2 separate regions of the Homo sapiens genome follow, and region 2 is linked to region 1. Evidence: read pairs that join two places in POLR2A ChIA-PET (ENCODE). Cell type or tissue: B cell. All regions are shown on one strand. Each heading gives the region's core, and the rest is flanking DNA. Links, peaks and the distances in the headings are about the cores only. Region 1 overlaps RIPOR3 (RIPOR family member 3). Region 2 has its middle 8.4 kb from the start of SNAI1.

Evidence for each region. ChIA-PET counts read pairs that join two places held together with the same protein. Peaks named below come from ENCODE experiments on the same cell type or tissue, not always from the same donor. Only the 100,000 strongest peaks of a DNase experiment are listed, where the experiment ranks them.
Region 2: POLR2A ChIA-PET joins it to region 1 with 9 read pairs; 2 of 35 experiments call an interaction of 5 or more read pairs at or near these places.

What each region holds. Positions count from the first base shown.
Region 1 is chr20:50,593,662-50,596,563 of GRCh38, reverse strand. It overlaps RIPOR3 (RIPOR family member 3), which reads left to right. Exons shown (of 22, transcript NM_001290268.2): 15 at 301-424; 16 at 1,060-1,195; 17 at 1,850-2,011. Among named protein-coding and RNA genes, the nearest start is that of MIR645, 9.3 kb to the right of the region's middle. In B cell, for the core only: no CTCF peak of the experiment used is centred there; a DNase peak (open chromatin) is centred at 1,553.
Region 2 is chr20:49,989,879-49,992,780 of GRCh38, reverse strand. No RefSeq gene overlaps it. Among named protein-coding and RNA genes, the nearest start is that of SNAI1, 8.4 kb to the right of the region's middle. RefSeq lists an enhancer at 2,367-2,902. In B cell, for the core only: no CTCF peak of the experiment used is centred there; no DNase peak of the experiment used is centred there.

The DNA of each region.
Region 1 (2,902 bases), core at 243-2,742:
GGGAGGCAGACTTGTCCAGCGTCACAGAGCTGGGATGAGTTGGAATTCTCTTCTACCTCCACGAGACATCCTGGAAGACGACTGCCCGCCCTGCCTTCCCCAGGCCCTTGGCCACACCTCCCAGCTCTGTTTCGAGTTGCTGCCACCCTTTGTTCCTTTCCCCTTCCTCTTCAGTTGAACTTCCTGGGACCTGGAGTGGGCCTCCTGACCTGGGGCTCGCTGGGAAGGGAGGGTTCCCCCACCCTCAGAGGGAGCTGAACTGCTAACTGGAATGGTCACCCAGTTCTCAATTCAACTCAGAAAGGACCGGCCCCTGCCCCCACCGTCATCACTGAAAGCGTCATCCAGGGAACTCACAGCCGGTGCCCCAGAGCTGGACGTGCTGCTGATGGTACACCTCCAAGTCTGCAAAGCTCTGCTGCAGGTGGCTGGGCTAGGGGACTTGTCAGGGAGGGGCAGACAGGGGTTTGGAGTCCTCTTTGCAAAGGCTCATCTTGAAGGTGGTGGGAAGCATGAAGGGGTGACAGACCTGCATCCTGGAAGCCCGTGAGACTGAAGCTATTCCCCAGTGGAAGAGAGGCAGACCAGGGTCTGGGTGAATACTCGTGTGGCTCTTACACAGGCCAAGCCCTAAACCAAAGGCTTTGGTGGTGACTCTCATTTATAGGTGCCAGAACCCTAATGCAAACTGGCTCAGCCAACAGGAAAATTTATCGGCTCATGGTACTGAAAGCCTCAGAGGTAGGCTTCAGGCTCGGCTGGATGCACGGGTTCAAATGCTATCAGGACTAGGTCTCTCTCAGTTCTGCTTTGCAATGTGGGTTGGCTTCACTTTCAGGCAGGTTGGTCCTCCTTCTGGGGGCAAAGGTGGTCCCTGGCAGCCCAGCCTGCATCCCATTAGCTCAGCCACCTTGGTGAAAGGGGAATCCCCAAATGACAGTCAGGGAGCTGCCCCCGGGACAGAAGAGATGGGCACAAGCAGGTGGGAGCCACAGCCGTAACAGCTGACCTCGGTGGGCATGTTCCATGCTAATCTGGAGCATCTGGGCTGCTTCCCAGAAACTGGCCTCCCCTAATTTATCAAGGCTGGTCCAGGAATGCCTCCTGGAAGAAGTGGCACAGCAAAAGCACGTTCTGGAGACACTTTCTGTCCTTGACTTTGAGAAGGTCGGCAAGGCAACATCCATTGAAGAGAGTAAGTAGCTGCCTGCCACCCAGGGGCTGCCTATGTGAGCGGCACGGGGACGGGATCAAAGCTCGGGGAGCCTCTTCTGCCTTCCTAATAGCCAGAGTTAATCGGGGCCCAGAGTGGAGGCTGTGGCTGGGCTGGGCTCAGAGATACACACTCTTTGTGGGGAGGTAAGGGAGACAAGTCCTGGAGTTGCAGCACACTCTTCAGTCAGCTGTGTGACTCTAGGCAAATGATTCACATCTCTGAGCCTCTGCTTCCCTATCTGCATAGGAGGAGGGCACTGCACGGGGTTCAGTGAGGTAACCCCAGGCCACATTCAAGGTGCAGAATGTGCCGTCAAACAGTAGCTGTGATCCCAGCTGTGCCTCTGCCCCGTGGGACCTCCCCTCAGAAGGCCAGGTTCCTTGTCTGTAAGGAGAGGCTGGTGACAGCAGCCCCTCCCAGGTTGTTGTGGGGACTGCAGGTGGTGGCCCTGGTAAGATGCTTAGAGCCAAAGTTGCTCACGTGTCACATGGGAATGCAGGGAAGGGACCTCGCATCAAGCCACACCGTCCCCTCCTCCCTACCCCCTCAGGTCCTAGTGGAGGGAAACCTTTCGGGTCCTTGTCATGTGCTCTCCCCGAGTCACCATTCAGGTTTCTGAACTGGGGCTTTCAGTCATCCCACAGGCCTCGCGGACGAAGGGGTGCCTGAAGCTGTGGAGAGGGTGCACAGGGCCTGGCAGGGTCCTGTCCTGCCCTGCCACGACGCTGCTGAACCAGCTCAAGAAAACCTTCCAGCACAGAGTCAGAGGGAAGTACCCAGGACAGCTGGAAATAGGTGGGTTCCCTTCTGTCCTGTCGTCCCCTCCCACAGAAAGGCTGTATTGAGTCTCCAGGGCCTTCAGGGTGGCCACAGCTGGCCTCATTTCAGCCCTGTCTTCACCTCTGTGTCTTCATGCCATCGGACGGAGGAGCTTTCTCAGCTTCAGTGCGAGTCACCGCCCTTTCACCGGGCGAGAAGGGGCCTCCACGTGGGGCCTTCTGAGCAGTCTGTGGAGCCCTGAAGCTGCGTGCAAACTTGGTGGGCCGGTGCATTTTTTTTTTTTTTTTTTTTTGAGATGGAGTCTCACTCTGTCGCCCAGGCTATAGTGCTGTGGCACAATCATGGCTCACTGCAACCTCTACCTCCCGGGTTCAAGCGATTCTTCTGCCTCAGCCTCCCGAGTAGCTGGGATTACAGGTGTGCACCACCACGCTTGGCTAATTTTCTTTTTTTGTATTTTTAGTAGAGACGGGGTTTCGCCATATTGGCCAGGCTGGTCTCGAACTCCTGACCTTGTGATTCGCCCGCCTCGGCCTCCCAAAGTGCTGGGATTACAGGCATGAGCCACTGCGCCCGGCCGCCAGAGCATTTTTCTGGGGACAGATTCCATGCCTCCCACCAGAGCCTGACGGGTAAAGAATGAACCTTATGGGAAGGGAGGCAGGCAGGGGCCCACGAGGGTATCTAGAAATGCTGGCTGGACTGCGTTCTTCCCCAGAATTTGCCTTTCTCTGTGGAGCAAGTGAAAGGTGACAGTCATGTTCCAAGCACCACCTGGACTGCTTGTTGACATGCATATTCCCAGGCCCTGCCTCCGGGATTTTGATCCAGGTGTGGTGTGGGGCCCAGGGCATGGGGATGAACCCAACACGGTCTGACTCAGGGTGAGTTGGAGTCACAGTCCTG
Region 2 (2,902 bases), core at 290-2,789, 600 kb after region 1:
CCTGGTCATTCCCCACCAGCTACACCCCCCAAAATGCTGTGAAAGACATCATTGGGGCACTTGCAGAAATGTGATTATGACTATGGATTACAGAGTAGCATTGCACCAATGTTAAATTTCCTAATTTTGATCATGAAACTATGGGAGAATGTCCTTATCCTTAGGACACATAGCTTAAATATTTAGCAGTAAAGGGGCACTGTGTCTATAACTTACTCTCATATGGTTCAGGCCGGGCGCCGTGGCTCACACCTGTAATCCCGGCACTTTGGGAGGCTGAGGCGGGCAGATCACTTGAGGCCATAAGTTCGAGACCAGCCTGGCCAATATGGTGAAACCCCGTCTCTACTAAAAATACAAAAATTAGCCGAGCATGGTGGCACATGCCTGTAATTCCAGCCACTGGGGAGGCTGAGGCACAAGAATCGCTTCAACCCAGGAGGCAGATGTCGCAGTGAGCCGAGATCACGCCATTGCATCCCAGCCTGGGTGACACAGCGAGACTCCATCTGAAAAAAAAAAAAAATTCAAATGGTTCAGAACTAAATAATGTGTGTGTATGTCTAGGAAGAGAGGGAAGATGTATCCATGATAAAACGTTAACGTATTGAAGAATCTGAATGTACGATTCCAGTTTACTGTTTCTTGCAATTTCTGTCAGGCTGCAATTATTTCAAAGTAAAACGTCTTAAAAATCTTTAAAAAATGGCTCCCTTCTTCCCTCCCTCCAGTCCTTGTCCACCCCAATCCCACCTCCTGCAACCCACCAGGGAACCACTTTTGTTAGTATATTGTCCTAACCTCCAGAGTCTCCGTATGCAAATACAAACAAGAATGAATCACGTGTTGATGATTTTCATCCCTCTTCTGCCCACAGAAGGGAGCACATCTGCCGGTGATTTCTTTTTCACTTAGTGCTTTGGGGTTTGCTCAGGATCAGAATATAGAGGCTTTCCCCATTCTTTTCTCAGCTTCATAGTATCTACCCCCACTAGATCCAACATCCCCTTGGTGGTGTGCTCCACCAAGCCCGGACTTTTTTTTTTTTTTTTTTTTTTTTTTTTTTGAGACAGAGTGTCACTCTGTAGCCCAGGCTGGAGTGCAGTGGCACGACCTCGGCTTACTGCAACCTCTGCCTCCCAAGTTCAAGGGATTCTCGTGCTCAGCCTCTCAAGTAGCTGGGATTACAGGCATATGACACCACACCCAGCTAATTTTTGTATTTTTAGTAGAGACGGGGTTTCACCATGTTGGCCAGGCTGGTCTCGAACTCCTGGCCTCAAGTGATCTGCCCCACCTTGGCCTCCCAAAGTGCTGGGATTACAGGCGTGAGCCACCTCGCCCGGCCAATTTTTAAATTTTTTTGTAGAGACAATGTCTCGATGTGTTGTCCAGGCTGGCCTTGGACTCCTGGGCTCCAGCAACCCTCACACTTCAGCCTCTAAATAGCTAGGACTACACAGATGTGAACCACCATGCCCAGTTCCCCAGATAATAATACTAAATAACTGTCACCCACTAGGGCTCAGGTGTGCTGGGCCATGGGCTGGGTGGCCACAACTGCCACAAGTTTCTTAAATACAGGCTTCATCTCCAAGGCCACCAACACCCTGAGCCAGGCCACCATCCTCCCTCCTTTCCTTCCCTCCCTCCCCTCTGGCCCTTTTTTGTTTGTTTGTTTGTTTGAGACAAGGTCTCGTTCTGTGACCCAGGCTGGAGTGCAGTGGCGAGATCTCAGCTCCCGACCTCAAGCGATTCTCCTGCCTCAGCTTCCCAAGTAGCTGGGACTACAGGCATATGCCCCACCATGCCCGGGTAATTTTTTATTTTAGTAGAGACGGGGTTTTGCCATGTTAGCCAGGCTGGTGTCGAACTCCTAGCCTCAGGTGATCTGCCTGTCTAAGCCTCCCAAATTGCTGGGATTACAGGCATGAGCCAGGGTGCCTGGCCCCCTCTGGCTTTCTCATGGTCTCCCTGCCTTTGTCTTTCTCCTCCTGGACCCCTGAGATCCATTCTCCCAAGCAGCCAGGGAGATCTTTGTAGGAAAGGTAACAGCAGGCCTCAGCACTCTCCTGCTTTACAGCCCCAGTGGCTGCCCTAGGGGCTTAGACAAAATTCCCACCTGCTTAGCACCACAAGCTCTGCAGAGCTGGGCCCACTCTCCTCTCCCACCCTGTCTTCCCAGTCCCTCCGCCATCCTGGTCTTTCTCATGGGGGCAGCACATTCCAGCAGGCTTGCTATTCCCTCCCCCAGATCCTTCCCTGCCGGCATCTTTCTCCTCCTTCAGGTCCGGGCTGGAATTCAGCTCTTCCAGGGCTCTCACTGCCTTGGCCTGGGGAGCCCCACCCCGTTGTTCTCTAGTGCCTGGCACCCTTTCATTCTGTCCTGGCACCATCACTGTAGAAAAGCGGCTTGTTTATTTAATCACTTGTTTGCTTTCTCTCTCCCCGACCAGAACATACGTCCCATGAACGCAGGGATGGCCTGTCTTGTTCACGGGTGTAACCCCAGGGCCTGGCACATATGGTACCCTCGAAACCCCTGAATGAATGAATGCCTCTGTACAGTCTCCGAGAGGAAGGCACTACTGTCACCCTGTTTTATAGACACAGAAACTGGGGCCCCCAGAGGGAGAGAGCCTTGCTCCAGGTGCCCTGAGAGTCAGCGGCATGAGCCCAGCCTACCGAACTCCCAGGATGACCTGAGGGGCCGGGCTTGGTGACCTCAGGCAAGCCCACCTCTGTGCCTCATTTTCCGGAGGCCCGACCCCCAGGGATTATGTGAAGTCATGAAATCATTCATTCAGCACCTACTGTGGGTGGATGGAGACGACCTAGAGGGACCCGCAGGGACCCAGGACACAGTAGGCCTTCAGCTCATGGATGCCCAACCCCCATCCCC